Regions from separate parts of the Homo sapiens genome. Here regions 2 and 3 are each linked to region 1. The links are chromatin loops, found by intact Hi-C in ENCODE. Cell type or tissue: endothelial cell of umbilical vein. All regions are shown on one strand.

Region 1 (4,000 bases):
CTACACCTTTGCCCAGAAGAAAGATTTGAAGAAATATATCCCTGCAGATTAGAGTCAATTTTTCTATATCTATCTTTGTATTCTCTTCAATATGTAAGAGCTATTTAGCAAGAGAGAAAATGTGTTATATGTGAATAAAAACAAAACCACACAAAAGAAACAAAAAGGAGAAATCTCTAAGATAGCAAAAAATAAACATCGAAAGAAGGAAGTTAAAACATTAGCAATACAATGTTGCCTGCATAATATAAATGATATAAATATAATTTTTAATATAGTATATTGAAGATGAAATTTTAGTTGCTGGCAAGTTTTACAGGAAGAAATACTTAAAATTTGCATGACAGAATACTAATTCTAGTCTCAAATCATTAATGCTCCCACAGCACTAGAGTTAAAAAGAAAACAAAATGAACCAAAAAATAATTAAAAATGTTTTTCTTGAAGGAGCTTATATTTTTATAACCTTATATACTTTATGATATGAATCCTGAAATTCTAATTTGAGTACAGTGTTGTCATTATTTTGAAAGCTGTTTGGTAAGTAAAGCTCCTCTCACCCCCAAATCATGGTAATTGTTTTGATAAAATCAATTTTTTCACAGAATACACACATTATTTTTAATACACACACACACGCTCACACACACAAACTGTGGTATTAAATGCAACTTTAGAATTTTGGAATATGTTATCGTTTTATGCAGGTTTTGTGAACCTTTCCTAGAGGCTGTTCTTGTTTTTGCAGAAAGTCAATCTTGTAGTGATTATAACTGCAGGTCAGAACTAGGATTTCATGGGGATAATGTAACGTTAACTGTACGGCATAAGGTACACAATTCTGCATTCAATATGTTGTTATTTTATGTTACTACCAAACTGACTAAGATTAAAAGGACACACAGTAACCAATGTCAGTGAGCACAAGAAACAATTGGAGAGCCCATAAATTAGCAGCATCAACTAGAAGCCAACATATGCACACCGTCATCTTCAGTAATCTCATCTCCAGGTATGTACCCTGTAGACGTGCGTGCCTATGACTGCCAAAATACATAACATTTAAAGCAGCACTGTTCATAATAGTCCCACAGTAGAAATAATCTAAATATCCATGACCAGTAGAAGAATAAATAAACTGCTGTGAAATATACCACAGTGGGGGACAAGAACAGACTGCTGTTACGTGCAACTGAATGAGCCTCACTAACTTAATCTTGGGATAATACAGCCAGACACAAAAGCACACATTTCAGTTATTTGAAATTCCAAAACAGGAAGCTCTTCTATTGTCTTGAGGTCAGAAAAGCAGTCACCTGAGTTGAGGGTCTTCATTAGCTGGGAGGTGGTATGAGGAAGGCTGGAGGTGTCTTGTGTCATGATGTGGGTCACAGATTAAATGTCCACAAAAGTTCATCAAGTGTGACTTTATGATTCATGTCCTACATGTAGGTGTACCTCAGTTAAATGCATACATATATGAATAAAATCAATGCTTCAAGGAACTAAAGCACAATAAAAGTAGAGGTTAGTTTTGTGTGATAGAACTGTGATTGGGTTTTATTTCCTTCTCCGCACTTTTTTTCCTCTCTACATTTAATTGAATGCACACTTTTATAAGAAAAAAAGTCAATATTTATATAACACATAAGTAACTATAATGACAGAAATAAAGGCAAGGATAACACTTACATTTTATATATGTTATAAAATTGATTGGTCCAGTTCAAAGTTTAGTCAATTTTGCTCATTTTGTACTTACTGTTCTTAGGTTTTATTTTATAAGAAGTGTGTTCAAAATGAGTGGCTTACTATTTAGTCCGTAGGATAAAATCGTTTTTTTCTAGTGCAATATGTTATCCTTTTGTTAGGGGTGTTTTCTATTCAGAACGCATTCATAAAGACTGTCCAAAGATTTAACTCTTGTGGCTTAGGGGAGAGATGTAGTCACTGAAGATGAGAAGGACTGTTTTGTTGCTCTGTACGTCACTGTGGTCTGTTGAAATTGAAAACATCTGTGCAAAGGAAATGACCCTCTAATTAGAACAATGTGTACGGCATAGCAACTGAGGTTGGGAGGCTGATTGAATAGCGCTTGAATAAAGCTCTTAGCCTTTCAGGTTAGGTTTTGTGTTTATAGGCTGATGTTGGGTACACATCTGTTTCCACCTCCTGTACATTTCTTGGGTTCAGAACAATTGAGTTTCCACTGCAGACATGCCTCCTGAAAAATACTTTTGGCTTAGTCTGTCATGTTGTTGGTATTTTTTAATGGAAATTTTTTCCTGAGATCATTATAGATTCACCTGCAGTTGTAAGAAATACCTTCTCCATTGTTAACATTTTACAAAATGATGGTGCAATATTACAACTAGGATATCGACATTGATAGACTCTATCCATCTTATTCAGAATATCCAAGCTTAACTTGAACTCATTTGCATGTGTGGGGTGTGTGTTTAGTTCTATATGATCTTATCACATTGTAGATTTTGTCATCCGCCACCACAGTCCAGATGCCGAATGGTTCCATCAACACAACCATCCTCATATTGCCTTTTAGCCACACCCTCCTGTATCTTCCCATGGATTCCAACCCCTTAGCAACCACTAGTCTCTTCTTCATTTCTAAAATTTTGTCATTTCAAAGGTGTTACAATAATATAGGGTGTAACATTTTGGAATTGGCTTTTTCCACTTATTCCGCATAATTCCCCAGAGACATATCCAGGTTGTTGCTTTGCACTGCTCAGCGGTATCCCATAGTGTGTATGTGGGAGTTTATTCATGTCTTCAACTACATCTGAGAGGTTTCCAGTTTATGGCTATTATAAATAAAGTTTCTGGGTACATATGTATGCTGTTTTATCTGTGAAAATAAGTTTTCATTTGTCTGGGGTATCTACCCAAGAGTAAATTTACTGGGTCCTATAGTAATTGCTTGTTAGTTTTATAAAAAAAAATTGCAAAACAATTTCAGAGTGGTTGGGCCACTTCACAGGGCTGACCATAATGCACGAGTGATTCAGTTTCTGCACTTCCTCATCAGCATTTGGTATTGTCATTATTTTTAATTTTAGCTAGTCTAATAGATGTGTAATTGTATCTCATGTGGTCTTAACTGGCATTTTTCTAATGGCTAGTGATGTTGAAAATCTTTCCATGTGTTTATTTGCCATATGTATGTCTTTGTTACTGGAATTTCTCTTCCCGTCTTTGCCCATTTTCAAACTGGATTCTTCATTACTATTGAATTTTGAGAGTTCTTTATATATTCTACTTACTAGCCTTTGCCCTTTGCTAGCTATGTGGTTTGAAAATACTTTCTCTAGGCTGTAGCTTGTCTTCTCATTCTCTTCACATGGACTTTCACAGACAAAAAAAAAGTTTTTAATCGTGTTGAACTCCAAGTTATCAATTTTTTCCTTATGGTTCATGCTTTTGCTTTCAGTTATAATAACTCTTTGCCTAGTTTTTGCTCCTGAAAATTGTCCTCTATCTGTATGTATTTTTCTGAAAGTTTTATGGTTTTATACTAATGTATGCAATACATTTTAAGTTATTTTTTTTAAGATGTGAAGTTCAGGTTGAGGTTCATTACTTTTGGCTTATGGATGTCCAGTTGTTCCAGCATCATCTATTGAAAATGCTATCATTCTACCACTGAATAGCTTTTGCACTTTTTCTAAAAATCATTTGATCACATTCGTGTGGGGATATTTGGGTTCTCTATTCTATTCCTTCCCAACTTATGGGAAGCAAAGACCTATAGGTCTTTGCTTTGCTTTGTCAAAACCACACTGTATGGATTATTGTAGCTTCATAATAAACCTTAATATAAGATAGAGTGATTCTTCTTACATTATTCTTTTTTTTGTAAGGTTGCTTTAGTTATTCCAGGACCTGTGCCTTTCCATACAAATTTTAGAATAAACTTGTTTATGTCTACCAAAAACCCTGGTGAGATTCGGAAGGAATTGCACTGAACCTGTAGATCAAT
Region 2 (4,000 bases), 78 kb after region 1:
CATGCTTGTTATCCCAGCTACTTGGGAGACTGAGGCAGGAGAATCACTTGAACCCGGGTGGTGGAGGTTGCAGTGAGCTGAGATCATGCCATTGCACTCTACCCTGGGCAACAAGAGTGAGGCTCCATCTCAAAAAAAAAAAATATATATATATATATATAAAATAATATATATATTATATATATATAAAATAATATATATATTATATATATATAAAATAATACATATATTATATATATATAAAATAATATATATTATATATATAATAAGAGACAATGCAAAAAATGTGTTGGTATATGGAATATAGGACTGTTAGATGTGGAAATAAGTTCATAAATCACAAAATTTATAGAATCACAGATTCCCTGACCTTAATCCTTCTGACCTTCTGCCATACATTTTTGAGCTCTGTCTTCCAAGCAAGCTATTCCTTCAGAAGTTTCTCTTTGGAAGGCATTTCCATTACTAAATTCCTGAGGCACCAGCAGAACATATCTTTCGTTGCGTAGCTTGTGTGATTTACATCCCAAGCTAAACACTTTTTCTTATGACGCCCAAAGTAAAGATAAATAACAGCTTGTTGCCGTATCTGTAGGTAAGCTTTCTGAAGCTAAGGGGACTCTAGTTGAACTTCAGTTTCTATTATTATGTTCTTGTGGGCCCTATATTCCATTCTTATACAGCCCTGATTTTATTTGTTTCAAATATTTTTGAGGACCTCAAATGGAAACAATTGTAAAAAGTGATTGGCTACGGTTAAATTGGTCAATGTCTTCAGTACATTAGGACTTTCAAGATGTTGGAATATCTGGGTTGATTCCAGATTAATTACAAAATTGAATAACAAAATATATACAGAGAAGTGTGATTCATTAAGTAAGCTACAATATTCTCTAGAACTTTTGGCCACACTCTGCAGCTTTCCATTTTCAGAGGCTGGATGGAGGTAATTATTAGGGAAGGGGAGTAATCTAGAGTGTCTTCTAAACTATGCAGTGTATGGTGATGAGTTTAGGAACACAGGTTCTCCAGTCCCACAGCCTGATTCAAATTCCAGCTCTAAAACAATCCACTCTGAGAATGTGAGCAAGTTCTAAGGCCTCAGTTTCCTCACCTCTAAAGTGGAGGTATCAATACTACTGATCTGCCATCTTATATTGAAGATACAATGAAATAACACTGAGAGATCACAGTGTAAGACACATAATGCGTGATAAATACATGTTCACTATTGTAATTATTCTGAAATGCCCATTTATATTTCCCACACTGGCCCGTGCAAACTATTTTGAGATAGGGCGAAATCAACGCATCATCACACTGAAACCCCCGGTCACAATCAGATGCAGTTTCCTATAATATGACTTTAAATTGTCAAAGGATGCCATAAAAAACACAAAGAGTTGGTTTCCACCACATGAATTCAGGGAGCTTCTCATATTCTATGCCCAGATAAATAATGACTGTGTCTGGAAACAGGCAAAGAAAGACAAAAGGGAGATAAACTCCTAGACCTCTCTTTCCAGGCTCAAAGCAAAAAAAAAAAAAGCAAGCTTATACAGCAAGATTAATAACTTTCTGCTTTTGAAAAGAGACACAGTCCTGAAGGACAGATTCTAATAAAATAATTAAGATTATTCATCTAAAGTTTCTTAATTCCAGCAGTAACTTAAAAAGCAATCTAATCTTTTTTCCTCTATCTTTCCATAATCTTCTGCGTTTTTCTTTGACCAAAAGACATTGGATCTTCTTAGGGAGATGACCTTTTTCTAAGCCTAGGACATGATCATTAATCTCTACCTGTGTCAGATTCAACTGACTTTATCAAGGAATCTGCAAAGTAGAAAGTTTTCTTACTAAGAGTGGTCGTGGAGGCCTAGGGCTCTGGGTTCCTTGGGGATGGCCATGTGAGTTTGTCTTTTGTCCCTTCCTTGGTGCAATGCGGGTTGACATTGGAGGGTAGACATTCTCAGGCTGTGTGACCGATTTGCATTCTGTATGCGTGTGCAAGGCCATCTTGGATTCCTAGAGCTGAATGAAAGGATCACCTGTTTTCACCCTCGGAGGTGAAATGCATTTTATCTTTTGATCAAGATATTTCAGTTCACTGAAGCCGAGCCACCTGCAGAGAGAAAAACCAGATCTGCTGAGTCTTTCTTTAAACCCCAGCACATCCATGCTGGTGTCTCCCTGTTAAAATAAGCATTTCTTATCAGTCAGCATCTGTTTCCTTTTTTTCCTCCAGGCCTGTTTACCACATTTTTCATTGAGAGACTTCCCCGTGAAGTATAATTCACTTCGATTTTCCTCATTCATAAGGTTTTTTACATCTCCCAGCTGCAACGATTTTAAGCAAATTTCTGAGGACTTATAATTGAACGTGACTCATTTGCCTAACGCAGAGCTCCAGAGCACAGGCTGAGACAGTCAGAGCTCTTTCGAAACGTGGTAAATTTACACCATGTGCATTTTTTGGTATAAGTATGTGATTCATTGGTGAGGAGGCTTGTCAATAAAGCCTTCTCCACCTCTACTCTGAAATGAAGTGGGTCCTTTTAATATGCAAATTTCTGGAAAAGGCTAGTTCCCTTTCCCCCAGAAGTTGCCAGCGTGAGGAAAATTATCTAGACAAAGTAAACTCATTGGTTTCGTACAACACAAAATCAAATCGCTATTGCCAGGTGTTCCCATGACAACTGCCTTCCTAAGCAAACTTCTCTACAAAATATACAGCTGTTATTTTATCTCATTACTAAGTTCCCTTGACAAAACTACAGTACAATAACCACTCACATACATGTTGTTAAAGGGGATAAAGCTCCCCTGGGCCCACATGGCTTATCTTTCAAATGATAACTTAACAATTCAACCCTCCATCATCGGCACTATGTGATTTCTTTTCTCTTCTTTGCCTTGTGCCATATTAGGAAAAATTCATGCTCATCTTTAATATACTGTTAGTGTGTGAGTAGAAATTTTTATATTTTCTATTGTATACCCACAAACAATTATGTAACAACCAAATTTCCATCAAATAAGATGATAAAATTAACTTCTCTAATATTTCATATCCCCACAGTAAATACATTATCTGTCATTGCTTATGCTAATTATTTTGAGCATAACGGTGACTGGACTAGTCTTTGGATGTCAGTCATTCTGCGCTAGTTGAAGACAGAGTGGGTTCTGTCTATCTCTAGACAGGAACCAGTAAGAAAATTGAACTCATTTTATCCAATTGCCAAGAGTTGGGGAGAGACTACTTTGCCTATTCTATGCCCCACTGTAACATATTTCAGGACCAGTGCAAGCTGTAAGCCAGAAGAAAAATAGGTCAAAGCCCTAAAGGAAAGTCAGATTCTCATGAAATATTCAGCGAGACTCCGTCCTCTCAGTAGTGAGGGGAGTGAGGATGGAAGGGGTGGCAGGTTCCATGTCATTGGTCGAGGAGGAGGGGAGAAACAATGGCAGTTATGTCCCCTGGAAGGATAAAGTCTGGCTTAGTTTCACTGTCAGATGGCTACATGTTTCCGTTGCTTTATTTTAAAAGAATATTTTTTTCCAGTTCAATTTCACTGTATTTGACAAGAAAACTAGTTTTTGGTGATACTTCAGATTATGCCGTAGATTTCAAAAAGATTCATTTTTGACAATGTTATATAGTATTATGTTTGCAAATGAGAGTCAAAAATAGCTGATTCTTACAGTTTCCTGCAGAAGTAAAATGCAAGGAAAATCCTGGCTATAATGCATCACCTCCTGTCAAGAGACAGCCACCAGTTTCAGCAGAGACACATCAACTAGAAATAGGCAGGAGAGGGACAGAGGAGGTGCTGTTTTCTCACAGTAGGATGTAGCTAAATTCACAGGGCATCTTCATTCATAAATTCAGTGGAACCCTATTAACTTGTTTTGCTTGAAAACCCAGCAAGAAATCTTCCCATTGATTTATTATTAGCTTTGTCATAGTCTCATAGATGGATGAAAATAGCGTAGTTTA
Region 3 (4,000 bases), 450 kb before region 1:
ACACAGCTCTCACCTGCTATTTTTGCTTAAAGAGAAAACTACCCAGCGTTATCAGCCTGAGTACAAAAAAAATTAAAGTGCTATAAAAATACACATTGACTACTTGACAAATCCACGTGTTTCTGGTGTTATTTCAGTTGCATTGCATAAGGATTTAATTAGAAGACCCTTACAAGAACTAAAAGTTATTTCAAAAATAAGGTATTAATTTTCTGTCATGAAATTAAGAACTGATGGATAAATGGATAAGAGGCAGTTTGCATGATTGATAGTGACCCTTTGTGAATATAGCCTGCAGTTTTTGTTTTTATATGATTTCTAAAACATGCTATTTCAAAAAATTGTGGAGCAGTAGTCAGGAATCTTAGAATGATAAGTAGCAGAAATACAGCTTTTTTTTTTTTTTTTTTTGAGATGGAGTCCATTGCCCAGGCTGGAGTGTAGTGGCACGATCTCGGCTCACTGCGACCTCCACCTCCCGGGTTCAAGTGATTCTCCTGCCTCAGCCTTCTGAGTAGCTGAGACTACAGGTACTCACAACCATGCCTGGCTAATATTTTTTTGGGGGTATTTTTCTTTTAAGAGAGATGGGGTTTTGTCACATCGGCCAGACTGGTCTCAAGCTCCTGACCTCAAGTGTTCCTCCCACCTTGGCCTCCCAAAGTGCTGGGATTACAGGCGTGAGCCACCACACCCGGTCATCATGTTAGAATAAACCAAAGGGGCTCAGGTAAGGTAGCAGTCCCAGGAGTGGGCTGTCCTTAGGTACTGCCAAACCCAGGAGCTCAATAATATTACTGGAATTCTGTTTTTCAGTGTGTGTCTTGCAATTCTGCTTCACATAATGCTGGCTTCATCTTCAGACATGCTTTCTCTGCGTAGTAGAAAAGGCAGCCCCTGCAAAGTTCCTGGATCTCAAGAAAAGATGATTTCCTGCTTTCTTACCAATCCTCACCCATTTTAGGGCATTTATCTGTCCAGGCTGGGTCACTGGCTGACCTGTGGGTATGGAAGTGCACCTGCCGAGGTGAAGCACTAGTGCTTGGCTGCTGGAATAACAGGCTGATATCTAAGGCTGAGGAATGGTGCCCCTTGCACCGTAAGGAAGAGGGAACCAGCCATGTCCCACAGCTGGTTGTTGTTTGTAACAATCGTGGAAACTCAGTGTTCATCTCAGTTCTGCTGTGTGTTTGTGGGAGTCTTGGAATGATTATTCTGAACTATTTCACGGCATAGACTTGGGATGTCCAGACCTTGGCTGCCCTGCCCTGCACACTTCTATGTATTTATTAAGTATTTTCCAAGGAGTACTGCCATGTTGTGATCTTTTAGTCTTATCTAAGGCAGAAAGCAAGAAGCTGAGAGGGTGGGCTTGGATGCAGAACCCCCAACTTGATCATTTTCTGTGGGTTCTTGAGGGATGCATGGAGAGAGGCCACTCCAGAAATGGTTTCTTTTTATTTATTTATTTATTTTTTCTGCAATCTCTGCCTCCGGGTTTAAGTGATCCTCCTGCCTCAGCCTCCTGAGTAGTTGGGATTACAGGTGCATGCCACCATGCTCAGTTAATTTTTTTGTTCTTTTAGTAGAGATAGGATTTCACCATGTTGGCCAGGCTGGTCTCAAACCCCTGACCTCAGACAACCTGCCCACCTCAGCCTCTCAAAGTGTTGGAATTATAGGTTTGAGCCACCATGCCCAGCTGGTTTCTTTCTTTCTTTTTTTCTTTATTTTGAGACGGAGTCTTGCTCTTGTCACCCAAGCTGGATTGCACCGGTGCCATCTTGGCTCACTGCAAACTCTGCCTCCCGGGTTCAAGTTATTCTCCTGTCTCAGCCTCCTGAGTAGCTGGGATTACAGGCGCTCACCACCATGCCTGGCTAATTTTTGTACTTTTAGTAGAGATGGGGTTTCATCTGTTGAGAGCTTTGGGCTCAAACCCAAATGTGCTCCCTTGATGAGCTGGGTGGGGCTTGTGTCAACATTTCCAACCCTTTCTTCCTACCTGCCTGGCACCTCATTCCAAAACCCCTATTTTATTCTTGGTCTTTCAGGTATTAATGACCTCACATTGATAAGAATTCCTCAAGGAAGGAAAGGGAAGGGCACTGCTGAAATGGCTTGTTCTTCCCCCCAGCCCAAGCTTCTGTCTCTAATATCATGGAATCGCCAAATACGGTCTCCACATAGTTGTTCTTGACTATCCCATGTCAGAGTAGAGCGGGATGACTCAATTTTGTCTAGAGTTTAGGCTGAGCCACTAATAGAATCCAACACAGGCAAGGCAAAGGATGTGGTAATTAACATGGAGTGTGGTGACCACAGAAAGAATTGATGGAAGCATGTGAGGAAATGTGTCAACCGGAAAAGCAGCAGCTCAGCTCCTGGGGCCCAGTGTGGACTTGCCTTCAGGAGGTGATGATGTCGCTTTTGACCTGTGGGTCAGAGTAAAAATTGTGTAAAATCAGTTCCCAGTGTACAAACTGATGGATGTTAAAGGTTAATTTGTAAATAACTTTATATTTCTATGGGGAAAAAGCTTCCTAAGTTCCATGTAGGTTCTTGGGCCACTGTTTATGATAGAATTATAATACCAGATACTCAAAATGTCAAATGTCAGACAAAAATATTATGAATATACAGAATATACAGTATTTTCTTCTTCTTCTTCTTTTTTTTTTTTTTTGGATACAGAGTCTTGCTCTGTCATCCAGGTTGGAGTGCAGTGGCATGATCTCAGTTCACTGCAACCTCCACCTCTCGGGTTTAAGTGATCCTCCTGCCTCAGCCTCCTGAGTAGCTGGGATTACAAGTGTGTGCCACCACACCTGGACAGTTTTGTATTTTTATTGGAGACGGAGTTTCACCATGTTGACCAGGCTGGTCTCAAACTCCTGACCTCAACTGATCCACCCGCCTTGGCCTCACAAGGTGCTGGGATTACAGACGTCAGCCACTGCACCCAGCATGTAAAGTATTTTCTCTAACATATAATTTAAATACCAAATAAAGGCATGCTATGTGTTTCATTTAATGTCCAATTAAATGGAGTCAAATCTCACCCTCATGTCAAATTATCCTTCAGCCTATGTGCTGGGACAAAAGTTTTCATGACTGTAATCACCACAAGGCCTTCCTGTGTTGTACATGCAGATGGCCACAGCCTCACAGTCTAGTAGAAAAGTCTACCCGAAGCCTCTGAGAGGCCCAACATAATCAGGGACCACAGGAAACAGTAGAGCAATAGCAATGAAAAGGGGACGGAGTGCTGTGGGGTTCAGCCAGTGAAATGTGAAGAAACTCCAGGTCCTAGAATGTGGAATCCAGGAGAGCCACAGGCTTGCAGTCAGAGTTCGAGGGCCAGGCCGACTAAGAACTGGAGAGGCTGGGATTCACCGGGAGGCATGGGATGGAAGGGGTTGTCACCACACAGGAGCCAGGAACCCAGAGACAGGCAGCTGCAATGCAGAAAGAGGAAAAGACATCTTTTGAGGAAGCAAGCAAAAAATAATTCTGAATTAGTTTATACTGGTCCAGAGGTTTGTTTTAGTGCCAGCAATGGAGATATCAGTAAAAACTGAATCCTAATTATAATAATATTTTTAATGGAATAAATGCATTTTATCAACTTGAATTACTTATCTCCTTATTTTATATTATTATATATTACAAATATATGATTTTTATATATCTTTTTTTTTTTGAGACAGAGTCTCACTCTGTTGCCCAGGCTGGAGTGCACTGACCTGGTCTCCACTCACTGAAACCTCCACCTCACGGGTTCAAGTGATTCTCCTGCCTGAGCCTCCCGAGTAGCTGGGACTACAGGTGCAATGCCACCATGCCTGGCTAATTTTTTTTTTTTTTTTGTATTTTTAGTAGAGACAGGGTTTCACCATATTAGCCAGGATGGTCTCGATCTCCTGACCTTGTGATCTGCCCGCCTTGGCCATATATATCTTATTATATATGTATATATACTCTCCAGTCTGAGTTCTTC

What was found. Hi-C counts contacts between places; a loop is a spot of excess contacts. Peaks named below come from ENCODE experiments on the same cell type or tissue, not always from the same donor. Only the 100,000 strongest peaks of a DNase experiment are listed, where the experiment ranks them.
Region 2: it touches region 1 in a loop (9-fold over the local background); 1 of 110 quality-filtered maps calls a loop at or near these places.
Region 3: it touches region 1 in a loop (4-fold over the local background); 1 of 110 quality-filtered maps calls a loop at or near these places.

The regions. Positions count from the first base shown.
Region 1 is chr10:4,370,792-4,374,791 of GRCh38, forward strand. No RefSeq gene overlaps it. Among named protein-coding and RNA genes, the nearest start is that of LINC00703, 11 kb to the right of the region's middle. In endothelial cell of umbilical vein, no CTCF peak of the experiment used is centred here; DNase peaks (open chromatin) are centred at 1,320 and 2,070; H3K27ac peaks cover 1,874 bases.
Region 2 is chr10:4,448,961-4,452,960 of GRCh38, forward strand. No RefSeq gene overlaps it. Among named protein-coding and RNA genes, the nearest start is that of LINC00703, 67 kb to the left of the region's middle. In endothelial cell of umbilical vein, no CTCF peak of the experiment used is centred here; DNase peaks (open chromatin) are centred at 1,401 and 2,301; H3K27ac peaks cover 1,327 bases.
Region 3 is chr10:3,922,214-3,926,213 of GRCh38, forward strand. The region is part of intron 1 of LINC02660 (long intergenic non-protein coding RNA 2660); the gene reads left to right. Among named protein-coding and RNA genes, the nearest start is that of LINC02660, 12 kb to the left of the region's middle. In endothelial cell of umbilical vein, no CTCF peak of the experiment used is centred here; a DNase peak (open chromatin) is centred at 2,338; H3K27ac peaks cover 2,299 bases.